Regions from separate parts of the Homo sapiens genome. Here region 2 is linked to region 1. Evidence: chromatin loops called from intact Hi-C (ENCODE). Cell type or tissue: mammary epithelial cell. All regions are shown on one strand. Each heading gives the region's core, and the rest is flanking DNA. Links, peaks and the distances in the headings are about the cores only. Region 1 overlaps KDM4B (lysine demethylase 4B). Region 2 overlaps LOC124904622 (a long non-coding RNA gene).

The links. Peaks named below come from ENCODE experiments on the same cell type or tissue, not always from the same donor. Only the 100,000 strongest peaks of a DNase experiment are listed, where the experiment ranks them.
Region 2: a loop joins it to region 1, with 8 times the contacts of the local background. A loop is called at or near these places in 9 of 110 quality-filtered maps.

The regions. Positions count from the first base shown.
Region 1 is chr19:5,045,172-5,053,488 of GRCh38, forward strand. KDM4B (lysine demethylase 4B) reads left to right here. Exons shown (of 23, transcript NM_015015.3): 6 at 2,305-2,498. Among named protein-coding and RNA genes, the nearest start is that of KDM4B, 80 kb to the left of the region's middle. RefSeq lists enhancers at 1,443-2,246, 3,740-4,342, 6,833-7,332. In mammary epithelial cell, for the core only: a CTCF peak has its summit at 3,275 (motif pointing right); a DNase peak (open chromatin) is centred at 3,240; H3K4me3 peaks cover 201 bases.
Region 2 is chr19:5,476,427-5,484,743 of GRCh38, forward strand. It overlaps LOC124904622 (a long non-coding RNA gene), which reads right to left. Exons shown (of 2, transcript XR_007067106.1): 2 at 5,552-5,851. Among named protein-coding and RNA genes, the nearest start is that of ZNRF4, 25 kb to the left of the region's middle. RefSeq lists an enhancer at 1-24 and a silencer at 620-837. In mammary epithelial cell, for the core only: a CTCF peak has its summit at 4,293; no DNase peak of the experiment used is centred there; H3K27me3 peaks cover 1,347 bases.

The sequences.
Region 1 (8,317 bases), core at 94-8,093:
ATGAACGTTCCCAGGGCCCCGCTTCCCCGCCCCCATCTGGAGTTGTCGGTGTTGTGCATCCTGGCCACCCTGGGAGGCGTGTTGCGCTGTCTCATTGCCATTTCAATCTGCATTCCCCCGATGGCTGCCTTCGCGGCGGGGCCCCTTTGCATGCCTGTTTGCCATCTGTGTGTTTCCTTGGTGAGCTCTCTTCATGTCTTTTGCCCAGTTTGTTGTTGTTGTTGTTGTTGTTTGAGATGGAGTCTCGCTCTGTTGCCCAGGTTGGAGTGCAGTGGCGTGATCTAGGCTCACTGCAACCTCCACTTCCTGGGTTCAATCATTTCTGTGCCTCAGCTTCCCAAGTAGCTGGGATTACATTACAGGCGCCCACCACCACACCCAGCTAATTTTCTTTCTTTTTTTTTTTTTGAGATGGAGTCTTGCTCTGTCACCAGGCTGGAACTACGGTGCCCACCACCACGCCCAGCTAATTTTTGAATTTTTAGTAGCGATGGGGTTTCACCATGTTGGCCAGGATGGTCTCAATCTCTTGACTTCGTGATCTGCCCGCCTTGGCCTCCCAAAGTGCCGGGATTTACAGGCATGAGCCACCATGTCCAGCCTAATTTTTGTATTTTTAGTAGAGACGAGGTGTTGTCATGTTGGCCAGGCTGGTCTCAAGCTCCTGACCTCAGGTGATCCACCTGCCTTGGCCTCCCAAAGTGCTGGGATTACAGGCGTGAGCTACCGCGCCTGGCCATCTTTTTCTGTTTTTTAACCATGCTGTTTGTTTTCTTCTGGTTAAATTTGAGAGTTTGCTGTGTATTTTGGTTATCAGTTGTGACTTGCAAGTATTTTCTTTCTGACTGGGGCTTGTCTTTCTCTTACGGATCCTGCCTGATTGTTTTCAAGTGAAAGTTCAGCCTCAGACTCCAGTGCATGAGAGCCTCTGGGTTGGCTGGCCTGCACTGCCTGCACTTGGCCTGTAGTGATGACCCGGGAGGGACTCTGCAGCCGCACGCAGGCTGTGCCAGCCCAGGCCGACCTGCCACAGGTGCCAGGGGAAGCTTCAGGGCTTCCTTGCCATGTGTTTGCCATGCCTAGCCTATGCACTAGCCTACTTTTACAGCGGGGGAAACAGCCCACAGCAGAGAAGCGACTTGCTGTGGTCCCAGGATGAATTTGCGCCCAGCTCAGCCTGTGCCTGGGGCCTCCCTCTGCCCCATCTGGGTCTCATCACTGCCTCCCTCCTCACCTCTTCTGGGCTCCTGCCAGGGCTCACCTTGCAAAGGAACCGCTGGTCTTGCCAAGTCTGAGGGCCGGTCGTGCAGGTGCAGGAACAGCTGGTGGGGGGTGGATTCAGGCTGTGAGAGCAGCTCACGTTCATGTGTGTCTGGGCTCCTCTCGGCCTCTCAGCAGGCCATGAGCCTCTCCGGGGACTGCAGTGACTAATGTGTATTTTATGAGCTCTTGGGACAGGACGGGGTTTGTTTGCTTGTGGCATTAAGAATAGATGTGCCTGGTGGGTGGGGATTCCGTCCTTGTTTGCCTAGTTCTGAAAACTGTCTTCGTCTCCTCGGTCAGAAGCTGTGGAAGGGCTGTCACTGGGCCTTGGCTCCGGTACCATCGCTGGGTTAGCCCCAAGTGGTGACTGTTTTTCTCCTTCCGTGTCATTGACTTAGAGGCGTGTTAATTATGCACTCCCAAACTGCAGGCTTCACAACAAGGCCTCCACCCAGCAGGAAGCACGCAGCTCAGTGGAATCTGACAGGCCCTGCCTGCCTGGTGCACGCTGGCATGTGCGATGGGGCCCTTCCTGGAAGGGCCAAGCTGGCGGTGAGCCCTTCAGAAAAGGTGTCTGGGCTGGGTATGGCGGCTCATGCCTGCAGCCCCAGCGCTTGGAGGGGCCAAAGTGGGAGGGACCATTGAGCCCAGGAGTTCGAGACCAGCCTGGGCAACAGAGTGAGACTTCATCTCTACACAGAAAAAAGTAAAAATTAGCCAGGTGTGGTTTCTCACGCCTATAGCCTATAGTCCCAGGTACTCAGGAGACTGAGGCTGGAGGATTACCTGAGCCTGGGAGGTTGAGGCTGCAGTGAGCTATGATTCTGCCACTGCACTCCAGCCTGGGCAAGAATCTCACACAGGTTAAGACCAGCCCCTGGTCTGCAGGGTATGACCGGCCCCTGGGGGGGCCGCAGATACTGGGGTGGAGGAGGATGGGCAGCGACCCCTGGGACTCTGGGGAGAATTAGCCTGCACCCCAGGGCTCGCAGGTTCTGGGGGTGGCCGGGCGGTTGCCGACGCTGCTCTGCCGCCCCACAGGACGTGGCCCAGTGGAACATCGGGAGCCTCCGGACCATCCTGGACATGGTGGAGCGCGAGTGCGGCACCATCATCGAGGGCGTGAACACGCCCTACCTGTACTTCGGCATGTGGAAGACCACCTTCGCCTGGCACACCGAGGACATGGACCTGTACAGCATCAACTACCTGCACTTTGGGGAGCCTAAGTCCTGGTGAGTGTCTGCACTGGCCCTGCCGCCGGCCGGACCGAGAGCCCCTCGGGAGGGAGTCAATCCCGGGTACACGGCTGGGCGCCGTGGCAGGGGCCCCACCAGGTGAGGCCGCAAAGGTCGGCCTATGACGGCTGGAGATCTTCCGGACCGCCTGGGGTCACCCACCAGCTTTGGGGTGGGGGATGTGCACCCCCAGAGCCGAAGCTCCCAGGCCCCTAGAGCTTGCGCTTTGTACCCCGGAGTGCCCCCCATTGAGCTGTGAGCGGCCCCAGGTGTCCCCATGGCCAGGAGCGTGGTCTTGAGCCTCCTGAGCTGCCCAGGCTGTGCTGCCTCACAGCCAAGTGGAGACGTTCCTGGTGAAGGGACACTGTCCATGCTGCCCAGAGGGGCCTGGCCAGGATGACCCTGCAGCCGCTCCCTCGCAGTCTCCGCCCTGGCACGTCTGGGCCAGGCCCTACAGTTAGGAGGGCAGGGCGTGGCGCTGCAGGCCTGTGTGCAGTGTGGTGGACCTGCCCCTGCCCGGGAGGTGCCGGGTGCAGCGTGGGCGCTGCTGTGGCGGGCTGAGTTCCAGGACCTTCTCCTGGCTCCCTGTGCACGTCGCAGCGAGGCCGTGTGGGGGTGTGTGTGAATGTGCACGTGTGCGCGCGCATGTGAGTGCGCACGTGAGTGAGTGTGAGTATGCATGCGTGTGTGTGCCCCTGTGTCACCGGGCTCTGCTTGTGACTGCGGAACCTGCTGGGTGCTCCGCGGGGCTGCCCTGCACTGTCCTCCAAGGGCCGCTAGGTGGCGCTCCCGCCCTTCCCGGGGCCGCGCTCATGCCTGGAATCTTCCCAGGCCGTCCTCGCGCTGGAGGAGGACGGAGCCTTTGCCTGGAGGGCGTGGGAGCTCCGCCTTGCCTGGCCCTTCCCTGGGTTGGAGTTGTAAGCGGGGAGAGGGGGGGGCGGGGGAGAATGCTGTACCTCTTCGTTAAAAAAAAGCACAATGAGCAGGAAGGGGCGAGCTGTGCGCATCCTCACCTGCGTCCGAAGCGCAGATGGAGCCCAAGGGAAAGGCCCTGTAGAGGACCCCGTGTGACTTGGGGCAAAGCGTGGCCTCCCAGGGGTGCGTGGGCAGCGGGACGCCCATGGTGTGACCGGGTTTGTGCCTCCATAGGGACCGTCTGCCCTGTGCAGAGAGCCCCTGTGGGGCGGGAAGTGGCGAGCAGCCGGCAAGGAGGCCCAGCCAGACAGAAGCAGGGGGGTCAGGGACATGGGAGGTGGGGGACCAGCCAGTGAGTCAGACGTGAGGACTTCAGTGCCAAGGACTGCAGTGCCAGCAGCTCGGTCTCCTGTGAGGGGCCCCGGGGGTTGCTGGCTGTCGTGGGAGCCTGGGCTGGGGGAGACCCTGGGGCTGGGGCTGCTATGGGTCAGATGCCAGGGCCGGGGGTGCCTGCTGCTAGGTCAGAGGGGCCTCTGCGGGAGGAGGCGACAGTGGCTCCCTGGAGGCGGCAGTGGGGCCCGGCCACAGGCCGTCGGAGGGACTGACAGGGATGCGCCAGGAGCCGAGGGCCTCTCCTGAGCTGGTTCATCCAGGACGCAGCCTCTGAGGGCATCCCGCACCTCTCCCCGAATGCCCCTCACTGCACCCCTCCTCTGCTTCGCCTGGTGCCGCAGGCGTCCAGCTGCCACTCCCATGTCTACCCTTCCCCATGACCCGTCGTGGGAGATGGCTCAGGGGAGACAGCTGGGGCGGGGCAGCGTTGAGTAGGCAACAGTTCTTTCGGGAAGGGAATTCCGGAAGCGCCCTGACCTTGGTCTTGGTTTTTGCCCAGGAAGGGGTGGGGATGGCAGGGGTGGGGCCTGGCATGAGGGGCCTGAGAGGAGCCACAGTGTAGGCTCTAGCTGCAGGGCATGCCCTCAACCCCCCAGAGCTCCCCACTCGCCCCCACAGTCAGCTCAGCCTGCTTAGCACGCAGGGCCCCTTCCCTGCTCTCTCACCAGGGCTGAGGCGGGGCCCCAGATGTTCCCACGACACCCCATGCCTGCGACAGGCATAGACCAGGTGACCCCAGCATTAGCCAACGTCTACTACGGGCTATCAGTCCTCCCCAGCAGATGGTAGGGGCCCTGGTCACCCCGTGTCCCAGCTCCCAGCAGGGGCCTGGCACAGAGAGGCTTGGTGACTTGCCGGAGCCTCTTGGATCCTCACTGTGTGCTGTGGGAGCTGACTACCCCTCCAGGCTGCCCTCCCAACTTGCAGGGGGGTGGGGACAAGGTAACTGGAAAGAGTGTCTGGCCTCTGGTCCCTGGGCTGGGGTTCAGGAAGCTACTCAGGCCCCTGGGAGATGCTTCCCCCCTCTCCCTTCCTCGGGCCCTTGGGGTAGGTAGGGCTCCCAGCCAAGAGATCACCAAGGCTGCGCCCCGTCTGTCTCCCTCATTACACTGTTCCGCTTGCATCTGCAGCCGCTTAATTGCAACCATTTCAGAGTATTCCAGTGGGATTTTAAAGAAAGTGTCAATGTACTCAGGTTTACAGCATTTTATTAAAGCTTTCTGGGTCTGTTGCTACTTTGGTAGCTTGATTTGTGTGTCAAAGTGACGTGAACAGCCTGGTGTCAATAACAGGCAGAAACATGCTTCAAAAGGCTGGCTTCTGTGGTGCTCTCAGGCAGCGGGGCTAAGAATATCTGAAGAGACTGAGCGCCTCAAAATCTCTTTGGCAATGCGGATTGAAACCAGAGCCAGCACCTGCAACTTCCCCCCGCCAACTTCCCGCAGCCCCTTCTGTCACCCAGGCCGGGGGGGCCGGAGTGCAGGTGGGTGTGGGGAGGGTCCGAGCTTTCCACTTGACCCTGTATTCCAGGGTCTTCCTGGGTGGGGTGGTGGCCTGGGGTCGGTGTCCTGAAGGCTGTGCCCCATAGAAGCCACTGTCCCAGGCCACACTCCTTGCCATAGATCAAGACTCTCCTGGGGCCAGGCGCGGTGGTTTGCGCCTGTAATCCCAGCACTTTGGGAGGCTGAGGCGGTTGGATCATGAGGTCAGGAAATCGAGACCATCTTGGCTAACACGGTGAAACCCCGTCTCTACTAAAAATACAAAAAATGAGCCGGGTGTGGTGGCAGGTGCCTATAATCCCAGCTACTCGGGAGGCTGAGGCAGGAGAATGGTGTGAACCCAGGAGGCGGAGCTTGCAGTGAGCGGAGATCACACCCCTGCACTCCAGCCTGGGCGACAGAGTGAGACTCCGTCTCAAAATAAATAAAAAATAAATAAATAAAAAGACCCTCCTGGAACCTGGGGTGGGGGTGGTTTAGCCGAGCTGACCCTCCAAGGCCGGTCCTGCGGCTGTTCCCCTCCAGGCATCCCCTCCCCAACCTGCACCTGTGGCAGCCCCTGCAGGGCCCACCCTCCTGAGCCGCCCGGGCCAGGCACGAAACACAGGCGTCGCCACGAGGCTGAGCGCAGTGTCGCCAGCAGCATCACATGCCACATGCCCCTAGAAGAGAGTTCCAGGCCGGGGTGGGAGGATGTTGGGTCTCGGCCAGCCCTGAGAGAGTTGCTGGTCCCAGGGCACTTCTGGGTCATTCGGATTGTGCTGTGCACCCCAAAGAAGAGAGTGGAGTGGCCATCCCCCCTCGAGGGCCCTGGCCCACGCTGCCTGGGAAAGTGCCCACTGTTCAGTCCTGTGCACCCATGTGCCGGGCTGGGACCTGGCCGAGGCTTCGGGTCCCCTTTTGCCCCCAACCCATCAGACACCCTGCAGGGCAGTGTTGGGGTGTTTAGGGGACTGTGGGCCACCGCCAAGAGCAGAAGCTTTGGCTCTCACTGCAGCAGGGAAGCCAGATGGGGGATCAGCATGTTCCTGGGGCTGCAGGGACTCCCGAGGACGTCGTGAGCTGATGGGACATGGTCAGCTGCTTGCACTGGCTCCAAGGCGGCGAGAGGAAGGCCCTCCTGAGGAGTGCCGCGGGGCCAGCGCAGGTGCGTGGCAGCCACAGAGGCCTCTGCTCAGGCTTAGGGAAGGGGGTGTCCCCCAGGGTCTCTGCAGCTCCGCTTGTCAGAAGGGGGGTCATCCTGCACCCAGGTGAAGCCCCCAAGAGCAGCGGGGCGAAGGAGCGCTTGCCCGGACTGCGACCTTGACCTGCCCATGACCCGCGGCAGTCTGGAAATCCCCCATTGCCCCAGGCAGGATGGGGGTCCCCCATGGTCTCATCTCTGGCTGTTTCCTCAGGGGATCGCTCCGCCCACCCTCTCCTGCCTCTGTTTACCTTGGACACACTCAGTCTCCGGTGCAGGTGTGGGAGGTGGGGGTCTCGGAGCTTGTGCTCCCGTGAAGGGCACGGAGCCCCCAGTTGCTCTTGGCCATCCTGGGCTGCTATGAGCCAGACCCTCCTGAGTGCTGCGGGGAGGGCTGCTGGGGAGGCCAGGGGAGAGGGGATTATCAGAAGACTCCACCAGCCTCCCTTGACCTTTAAGGAGCTGCAAGCCGAGAATTTTCCCTTTTGATTCAGCTACACCTTGAGTTTTCTCTCTGGCGTTTTCCCTCATGGGAATTTCACAGCATCTTTTCTTCTTGCTGCCAGGGAAACTTGAGTCCTAGCAGGCATAGCCGTCTTTTGCTTCATGGGTGTCCCTGGAGGTGTGCGTGCATGTGTGTGTGTGCATGGGCGCATGTGTGCACCGAGGAACCGTGCTCCAGACACTGGGGGTGGGGGTGGGGAGGGTGGGGGTGGGGAGGGTGGGTTCCAGGGCTGCAGGGGACCAGCCCGGGCTTCCTGCCCTGTGGCCGCAGGTGGGTGGAAGGCAGAGCCTGGGGTGGATGAGTCTGTCGCCCACCCAGGCCAAGCCAGGCTGTTCTTGGGGTGGAGGCTGCGGGCCTGCTCCCTTACCCCTCTGCTGCCCGCCTAACTGCCCCTCAGGACCTCCCTGGCCCACCCGCCTCCCAGCTCCATCTCCTGCTGGCAGCTCCTGCCTGGGGGCAGACACCTCCCTCCCTCCTGGGCTCCCTCAGTCTGGCTGCAGGTGGCACTGTCGGGCCCCACAATGGCCTCTGCCCTGTCCCTTGGAGTGGGACCCAGGAGTCTGGTGGGTGATGGAGCTGGCGAGCCCGTCCCAGGCAGCAGCCTGAAGGCCCATGGGGTAGCGCGCTGGCGCCCGGGGACCCTGGTGTGGGTTTGTACTGCTGCTGCTGGCGAGCCAACCACTGGGACTTCCAGCTTCTGAGCCCGGGACCCGGGGGGTCCCACCAGCAGTGGGGACCTAGGGTCCCAGTCTACTGACCGTAAGGCATGGCCCCCCTCAGTGACCTGGGGCATTCCTCCCAGCCGCTTTGCTCTGGCTGGGCCACCAGAGGTTGGGTGGCCGCAGAGACAGCTCTGGCGGAGATTGGTGTCCCGACAGGGGTGGCGTAGCCTGAGCTGAGCACTGGGTTGAAATGGAAATTGCCTGGAGCCTGACAGCTTCACAGATTGGTTTTAATAACTCAGCTTCCCCACACTGCACTCTGTCACCAGAACAAGATGCAGGAGCGAGATAGTTGCTCCCTCCTCTCCTTGCCACCCGAGGCCCAACCCTGGCGAGGGTGCCTAGGGACAGGGCTGCATTGGCAGCTCAGAGCCGCTGCGGTGCCCTGGGAGGTCAGACTGAGAAGACCCACCAGACTGATGGGGGCAGCCCGATGCGTGCCTCGCTCCCAGGCAGGGGACCGCAGCCAGGTCTCTTCCCAGCCACACACACTGAGCCAGGATGACAGAAATAGAAAAGGAAGAAGCGGTTTAGAACAGAGAGCTCCCACGGAGAGCAGATCAGACCAGTAGGGAGGCAGAGGGACCCTGGTCATT
Region 2 (8,317 bases), core at 207-8,206, 430 kb after region 1:
ACAGTGGCTCACACCTGTAATCCCAGCACTTTGGGAGGCCGAGGCGGGCAGATCGCTAGGTCAGGAGATCGAGACCATCCTAGCTAACACGGTGCAACCCCATCTCTACTAAAAATACAAAAAATTACCCGGATGTTATGGCGGGCGCCTGTAGTCCCAGCTACTCGGGAGGCTGAGGCAGGAGAATGGTGTGAACCCGGGAGGAGGAGCTTGCAGTGAACCAAGATTGCACCACTGCACTCCAGCCTGGGCGACAGAGCGAGACTCTGTCTCAAAAAAAAAAAGGAGAGGCGGCCGGGTGCGGTGGCTCACACCTGTAATCCCAGCACTTTGGGAGGCTGAGGGGAGAGGATCATTTGAGGCCAGGAGTTCAAGACCAGCCTGGACAACATAGCAAGACCTCCATCTCTAAAAATACATTTTTTAAAAGAATAAAATGAAGCAAAATAAACCCCCTGCCACAATCCTGTTCCCTGGGGTGACCCCCCTTGACGTTCTGGTGTGGATGCTTCTGGAATGTTCTCCGGTGTCATTCTGCTCTGTCCTCCGGCCCCCACCCACGTGTCCAGGATGTGAGTCCTCGTCCGCTACCACACCAGACCTCACCCTTCATCACGGCTGCATAGCCTTCCTTTTCAGGGATGATAGAGGTCACCTGCCCCCCAGTGACGGGTTTCTGGTCATTTCTGGTTATTTGTCTGTCAACGCTGAAGTGAAGGCTGCTGGACGCATCTCTCTGTTGCTCTAAAACCCTAACTTACAGAGGCCCAGTCTGGTTTATTTTTAATCTTTTCTTTTTTTCTTTTTCTTTTTCTTTTTCTTTCTTTTCTTTCTTTTTTTTTTTTTTTTTTTGAGACGGAGTCTCATTCTGTAGCCCAGGCTGGAGTGCAATGGCGTGATTTCAGCTCAATGCAACCTCCACCTCCCAGGTTCAAGCCATTCTCCTGCCTCAGCTCCCCCAAGTAGCTGGGACTACAAGCGCACGCCACCACACCTGGCTAATTTTTTTTTTTTTTTTTTTTTTTTAGTAGAGACATGTTTTTGCCATGTTGACCAGGCTGGTTTCAAACTCCTGACCTCAAGAGATCCACCCACCTTGGCCTCCCAAAGTGCTGGCATTACAGGCATGAGCCACTGCACCTGGCCTGCTTTCTTTGGAATGGTCTGCTTTATTTTGAATTTCAAGCGATTCTGCTGACACGAGGCGCAGACAGAGTTGGTTCTGAGTCCCCTGGCCCTTCGCCAGTGCCCTGAGCCAAGGGAGGGTACAGGGCTCTCTTCCTCCACCTCCAGGCCACCACTCTGCCCCCCTCCAACCCATTCCCCCAACACAGACAGTGGGATCTGTTTATTCATAAAGTAGATCACGTCCCTCTCCTACTCAAATCCCTCCCAGGGATCCCTAGTACCACTTGAATAAAACCCGAAGTCCTCCCCACAGCCCGTAAAGCCCTGCACACCTTGCCCTGTCCCTTCCCTACTTTGCCCTGTCCCCTCCCTGCCCTCTCCTCCTCCTCACCCCCTCCTCTCCCCCTCCTCACTCTGCTGCAGCCACACGAGCCCCCTCGCTGTTCCTCCAACACGCCAGGGTCTGTCCTGCCCCAGGGCCTTGGCACTGATGGTGCCTCCTGCTCACCCCCTTGTCCAGGCAAACGCCTCATTTTGCAAATCACAGCTCCAATATCATTTACTCATTCCATACTTACGGAGGAGAGAAAGAAAGAGAGAGAGGCTGGGGTGTCTGAGAGAGGATGTCGGAGGGGAAAAGCTAGGCAGGGGGCTGGAGGGGAGGGGCGGGGTGTGGACAGGCTTGCAGGGGGGCGTCTCGGAGGCTGATGAGGCAGCTGGGACAGAGGTGGGGGCGGCGGCCCCCGGATGTGTGCAGCCCCCTGCCGCCCACCCCCCCAGCAGCGCGCTGGCTGCTGCCCGTCAACACTCGCCAGAGATGCGGGAAATATTTTCTCTCCGGCTGACACTTTTGGCAAAATACAATTCCTCCAGCTTTTTTCCGTGCAAAAAACATGTCCATCAAACCCGTCCCTGCGGCGCCTGTGGAAGAGGGAGGCCGCTGGATTGGGTCCGGGAATTGCGGGAATGGCTCCGGGGAGAGATGGCAGCCTCCCCGCCCCGCTCTCTCTCGCTCTCTCTGCAGTCAGAAGGCGACATAAAAACAGTAAGAAAAATAGTTAAAAGCCCACCGCGTGTTCAGTCAGCGCTGGACTTTCTCCTATCTATGCCTGCTCCATGTGCCTGCACAACCCTACTGCTATTAGCCCCGGGTTTCCGATAAGAATGCTGAGCCCAGAGAGGGGAAGACGCTTCCCCAAGGTCACACAGCACAGTTGGGATTTGAATTCAGATCCTACATGACCTCCCCAGGGGTGCCTCGAAGAGCCTCTACTGAGGAGGGAGAGGAAAGGAAAAGCAACGGACACCAGAGGGATCAGCAGATGTAAGAGTTTCAAGCAGGCTTCATGCAATAGCTCCTGAAGCCCTCAGTTAAATCCTCTGTAGCCAGCAGCCCTCAGTTAAATCAAGATGTGACTGTGGCTTTCCCAACTGCCTGTATCATCCTTTCACATGCTAGTCCCCACAAACCCCTAAGCCAGGGACAACTGTGGCAACCACAGCAACTGGCTCAGAAGAAAAGAAATAAGAATAAAGTTTGGAAGCTGGCGACACCCAGATGTCCCCTCCTTTCTTACCCAGAGTAGGAAAAGAGGAGGCCTTCAGTAACAACGGTCTTAGACATGAGAGAGAACATCCACCACCATGGAGATTCAAATCCAAACTGCACCCCTCACCTCCTGGTACACTCAGCCCAACCATCTCAACTCTGGGAGCCTTGAGGGGTTGCAATGTAGATACCAGACATATAAAAGCTGCAGTGGGCCGTGCTTAAGTGGTCGAGAATGTCAAATGTGAGCCTAACAGCCCGGGGTTCGAATCCCAGCTCTGCTGCTTTCTCGCTGTGCAACCTTCAGCAAGTTGCTTGACCTCTCTGTGTCACTGTTTCCCTGTTGGTAAAAGGGACATAAAAATTCCTGCCTCCCAATTTTAAATATGTTGATGTTCCAAAAACACATGGGACGGAGCCTAGCCTACAACAGGTGCTTATACATGTGGGATATAATATTATTATTATTATTATTTTTGAGACAGTCTTGCTCTGTCACCCAGGCTGGAGGGCAGTGGCACAATCTCAACTTACTGCAACTTCTGCCTCCCAGGTTCAAGCGATTCTCCTGCCTCAGCCTCCCCAGTAGCTGGGATTACAGGCACCTGCCACCACGCCTGGCTAACATTTTGTATTTTTAGTAGAGACGTGGTTTCACCATGTTGCCCAAGCTGGTCTTGAACTCCTGGCCTCAAGTGATCCGCCTGCCTCGGCCTCCCAAAGTGCTGGGATTACAGGCGTGAGCCACCGTGCCCGGCCCACATGTGAGATATAATTAGATATGTGATTCCCAACCAGAGACAGGGAGAGCCGGGACGATGTCCTCCCTCCCCGCCCACCCAACCCAGGGAAGGGCAGCAGGGAGATGGCTCTGGTCCCAGAGCCCCAGCCACCGGCGGCTCCCTGGGCGAGGGATTGACTTTTCTAGAATGTTTTGCCCCTCCTCCCAGTTTCCATCAGGAGCCAGCGCGGCCGCATAAATCCCGCTTTACGGCTGTTATTGACGGGGGAGCAGAGAGAGCAGCCCCAGGAAGGCCCAATTAATTTTCCCACCTGGCATCTGTGCGCCAGACGAATTTCTGAACTGCTGCAGGGAGGGGCAGAGCGAGCTGGGGAAAGGCCAGGCTGAGGACAAGGTCGTGGGCAGGCCGGGATATCCTAGGCTCTTAGCTTCAGAGCACTGTTGAGGGAGTCCCAGGCTCTCTTGTCTGAAGGGTAGAAGTGGAGGGGGCTGTCAATTCTGAGTAGGGCTTGAAGCTTTCAGTTAGGATGCAGATGAGGGTTTCACTGAGGAGACACTGAAGCAAAGACACAAAGGAGGCTAGGGAGGCTGCCACATGGCTTTTGGAAGGAACAGCTTGCCAGCAGAGGGCACAGCCTGTGCAAAGGCCCTGAGGCAGGACCTCACCTGGGGTGTTGGAGGAACAACGAGGAGGCCCATGTGGCTGGAGCAGAGTGAGTGAGGGGGAGACAAGGAGGAGGAGAGGGCAGGGAGGGGCTGGGGCAGGTCGTGCAGGGCCTGGTAGGCCTCGGGGAGGACTTGGGCTTTGACCCTGAGGGAGGTGGGAGCCATTGAGGGCTGTGGGCAGAGGAGAGACGAGATCTGACTTAGGTGCTCACGGGCGCCCTCTGGCTGCTGTTCAGAGAACAGTTGTGGGATTCACAGGGAAAACAAAACCCAGTTACTAAATTCTCCCAGGTCCAGGTATTGGCTGGGATCTGTAAACCAGAGACCCCCTGGCACTTTAAAAGGAAAATCAAGGCTGGGCGCAGAGGTTCACGCCCATAATCCCAGCACTTTGGGAGGCCGAGGCGGGTAGATCACCTGAGGTCAAGAGTTCGAGACCAGCCTGGCCAACATGGAGAAACTCCATCACTATTTCCAAAACTTTCTCATCTTCCCAAATTGAAACTCCATCTCCATGAAACACTCACTCCCCACCCCCCTCCCCAGCCCCTGGCACTCCCCATCCTACGTTCTGTCTCTGTGAATCTGATGACTCTAGGGATCTCCTAGGAGTGGAGTCACACAAGATTTGTTCTTTTGTGTCTGGCTTCTCTCACTGAGTGTGATGTCCTCAAGGTTCATCAATGTCATCGCCTGTATCAGAATTTCCTTCCTTTTTAAGGCTGAGTAATATTCCATTTTATGCATAGATCACATTTTGCTCATCCATTCGTCTGATGAAACACTTGTGTTGTTTTTGGCTTTTGCCTATCGTGAATCATGCTGCTATGAATGTGAGTGTACAAGTATCTCTTTGAGACTCTGCTTTCTATCAAATTTTGTTTGATTTTAATTAATTTAATGTAAACAGCCACCCATGGCTAGTGACTGCCATATTGGACAGAGTGGCTCTGCAGAATGGAAAGAGAATAGAAGAGAATGAATTTTTTTCTTTCTTCAGTGTGATTGAATTCTCTGTCTGGGCCAACGAATGGCAGGCATCTCATGAGTCAATGACAGTTATAAGTGTCCCACACTAGAACCAATTGTCCAGGGCAGACACATCCCAAGAGCCAGGGCGACCATGGAAAAGCCCCTGCCTAGGATGAGGTCCCATGGTCCTGCTGCTTTCTTCTGCCCAAGGGCAGGTGGTCTGGATCCAACAGGCTTGGGGACAAGAGCCACCATGTCCTTAGCCACCCCTTTCTGGCTGTTGCTGCACAGCCCTGCTTACAAGAGACCCAAGGCAGCCACACCTCACCCCATGGCCATGGGCCTCATGAAGGTGGTGCCCAGGGAGATCGGGTGGGAGATCTGGGACTCCTTGGATTGCACCTGTGCTGTAGAAGAGCCTTGAAGGAAATGTTTAAATGGAGGTGTATCCATTAGCTATTGCTGTGTAACAAAGTACCCACAAACCTAGCAGCTTCAAGCAACACATTTATTATCTCACAGTTCCCATGGATTGGGAATCTGAGCATGGCTTAGCTGGGGCCCCTGCATTAGGGTTTCTTACAAGGTTACAGTTTTGGTGTCAACCAGGACTATGGTCTCATCAGAGGCTCGACTGGGGAAGGATCCATTTCTAAGCCTTCTCGGGTTGCTAGCAGGATTCATTTCCTTGTGGCTGCAGGATTGAGGTGCCTGGCTTCTTGCCATTGGCTGAATTCTGCTCTCAGCTTCAAGAGGCTGCCCACAGTTCCTTGCAATGTGGTCCCCACCCTGGGCTGTTCACAATGTGACCATGTGCCAGTAAGAGAGAAAAAGAGTAGTGAGATTGCTAGCCAGATAGAGTCTTATGTAAGGTAATATAATCATGGAAGCAACATTCTGTCACCTGTGCTATATACTGTTGATGAGAAACAAGTCACAGGTCATGCCCACACTCAAGAGTAGGGAATTATGCACAGGATGTGAACACCAGAAGGCAGGAATCATGGGAGCCACTTTAGGATCTGTCTGCCACAGGAGATAAAGAGAGCAAGAGTTTTCAATGGCTCTGGGCCCCAAGGGGTTTCTGGGAGACAGGGAAGGAAGAAAAGGAGGGGGGAAGGAGGAGCTGAGAGTAAGAGAGATTGGGAATTGGGAGGAAGGGAAAAAGAAAGACATTAAATTCCATCTATATCTGTGGTGCCCCACTTTTGCCCAGCCTTGTACCCAGAAAAGTACCAGCCCTGGATTTTTCTATGTCTAGCACAGATACTCCCAGCCTAGTCTGACATTTGCTGTGATAAGGGAGGTTGGAAAAGGTTCCTGATCCAATGTGGGGTTGGGAAAGGTATCCTGGAGGAGGCACTTTCTGTGCTGATCCCCAAGTTTGAGACAGAGCCAATGGGTGAGAAGGGGGAGTGGGTTCTTGCTGGAGAGACCAGCAAGAACAAAGGCCCAGAAGCATGAAGCAGAGATGTATGTTCACACCAGGAGAGCAGAGTGATAATACAAGAGGGTGGAGGAATGGGTCATTACTTTGCCTCTTAGGGAGGTGATGTTGTACCCATTGTACAGATGGGAAGACTGAGGCTCAGAGAGGTGAAACCACTTTCTCCAGGCCACAGGGCTAAGAAGCGGAGCAGCCTCATTCGTAAAATGGATGTTTGAGGTCCTCATTAGATCTCACATCCTGGCTCTGAGGCCTCCTTTGTGACTCGGGATCAAAAACAAGAATAATAATAATAGCAGCAGTATTTGTTGATCACTTTCTATGTGCTAAGTGCTCTTGTAAATGCTGTACTTCAGAAGTCAGCCAGGGACAAATACAGTCCAACACCTGTTTTTAATTTTTTTTTTTGAGACGGAGTCTCACTGTGTCACCCAGGCTGGAGTGCAGTGGTGCAATCTCAGCTCGCTGCCAGCTCCGCCTCCTGGGTTCACACCACTCTCCTGACTCAGCCTCCTGAGTAGCTGGGACCACAGGCACCTGCCACCATGCCCGACTAATTTTTTGTATTTTTAGTAGAGACGGGGTTTCACTGCGTCAGCCAGGATGGTCTCGATCTCCTGACCTCGTGATCCATCCACCTCGGCCTCCCGAAGTGCTGGGATTACAGGCGTGAGCCACTGCGCCCGGACAACTTTTTTAATAGTTGAAAAAATAAAATAATATTGTGGTGCTGAACACAGTGGCTCATGCCTGTAGTCATGTCAGTGTTTAGGGAGGTGAGGCGGGAGGATTGCTTGAGGCCAGGAGTTAGACACCAGCCTGAGCAACATAGCAAAACCCCATTTCCACCAAAAATTTAAAAATTACCTGGGTGTAGTGGTGTGAGCCTGTGGTCCCAGCTACTCAGGAAGCTGAGGGGAGAGGATCCCTTGAGCCCAGGAGTTCGAGGCTACAGTGAGCTATGATGGCACCACTGCGCTCCAGCCTGGGTGACAGAGCGAGACCCCGTCTCTAAAAAAAAGAAAATAGTAAACATAAAATAAAATAAAATAAAAACTTGTCTTTTGGGACACATGAAAATATGAAATTCCAATGTCAGCATCAACAAATAAAGTTTTACTGGCATGCAACCATGCTCATTTGCTCAGCTATCATCTATGACTGCTTTTACACGACTGGCAGAGTTGACTTTCTGGCCAAAACTTTTGACTTTCTGGCCCCTTACAGAAAAAGCTTGCCAGCCCCTGCTGTCATGTGTTCACTCTTTGCAACAGCCCCATGAGTTAGATGCTGTGTCTTCCTTCATTTATACAGATGGGGAAACTGAGGCATACAAGCTGAAGTGGCTCAGCTAAGGTTATAGTGGATAAGTGATCAAGCGGGGATTTGAACACAGGTCTGTTGGACTCCCCATAAGGTGCTCTCACTGCTGTGTCATGCCTTCTTGCCCAGCCCTTGGTGCTTAAGGCTGGGAGTGCCTGAGTCTAGCTCTTTCTCTCCCTAGCCTAGGATCCCTCCAGAGGGCTGGGCTCTGCACTGAGCCTTAGCAGAATCCCAGCATCCTTGGACCCGGGGAGGTGCGCCAGTCAGCAAAGTGCCCAAAGCAAGCTCCAGAATCCACCTTGCCCCCTCCTCCAGGGCCCATCCGGGAAGGCAGCCAGTTAAGCGCAAATCAATTAAACAAACTCCATGCTGCCTGCCGCCCTCATATTCTGACCTCAGCCAAGAGGCTCGCATTCCAGCCTGGCGGACTTGGGTCCAAGCAAATGCACTTGTGGGAGGATCTGAGAAGGGGCTGCAGGATCAGGAATCC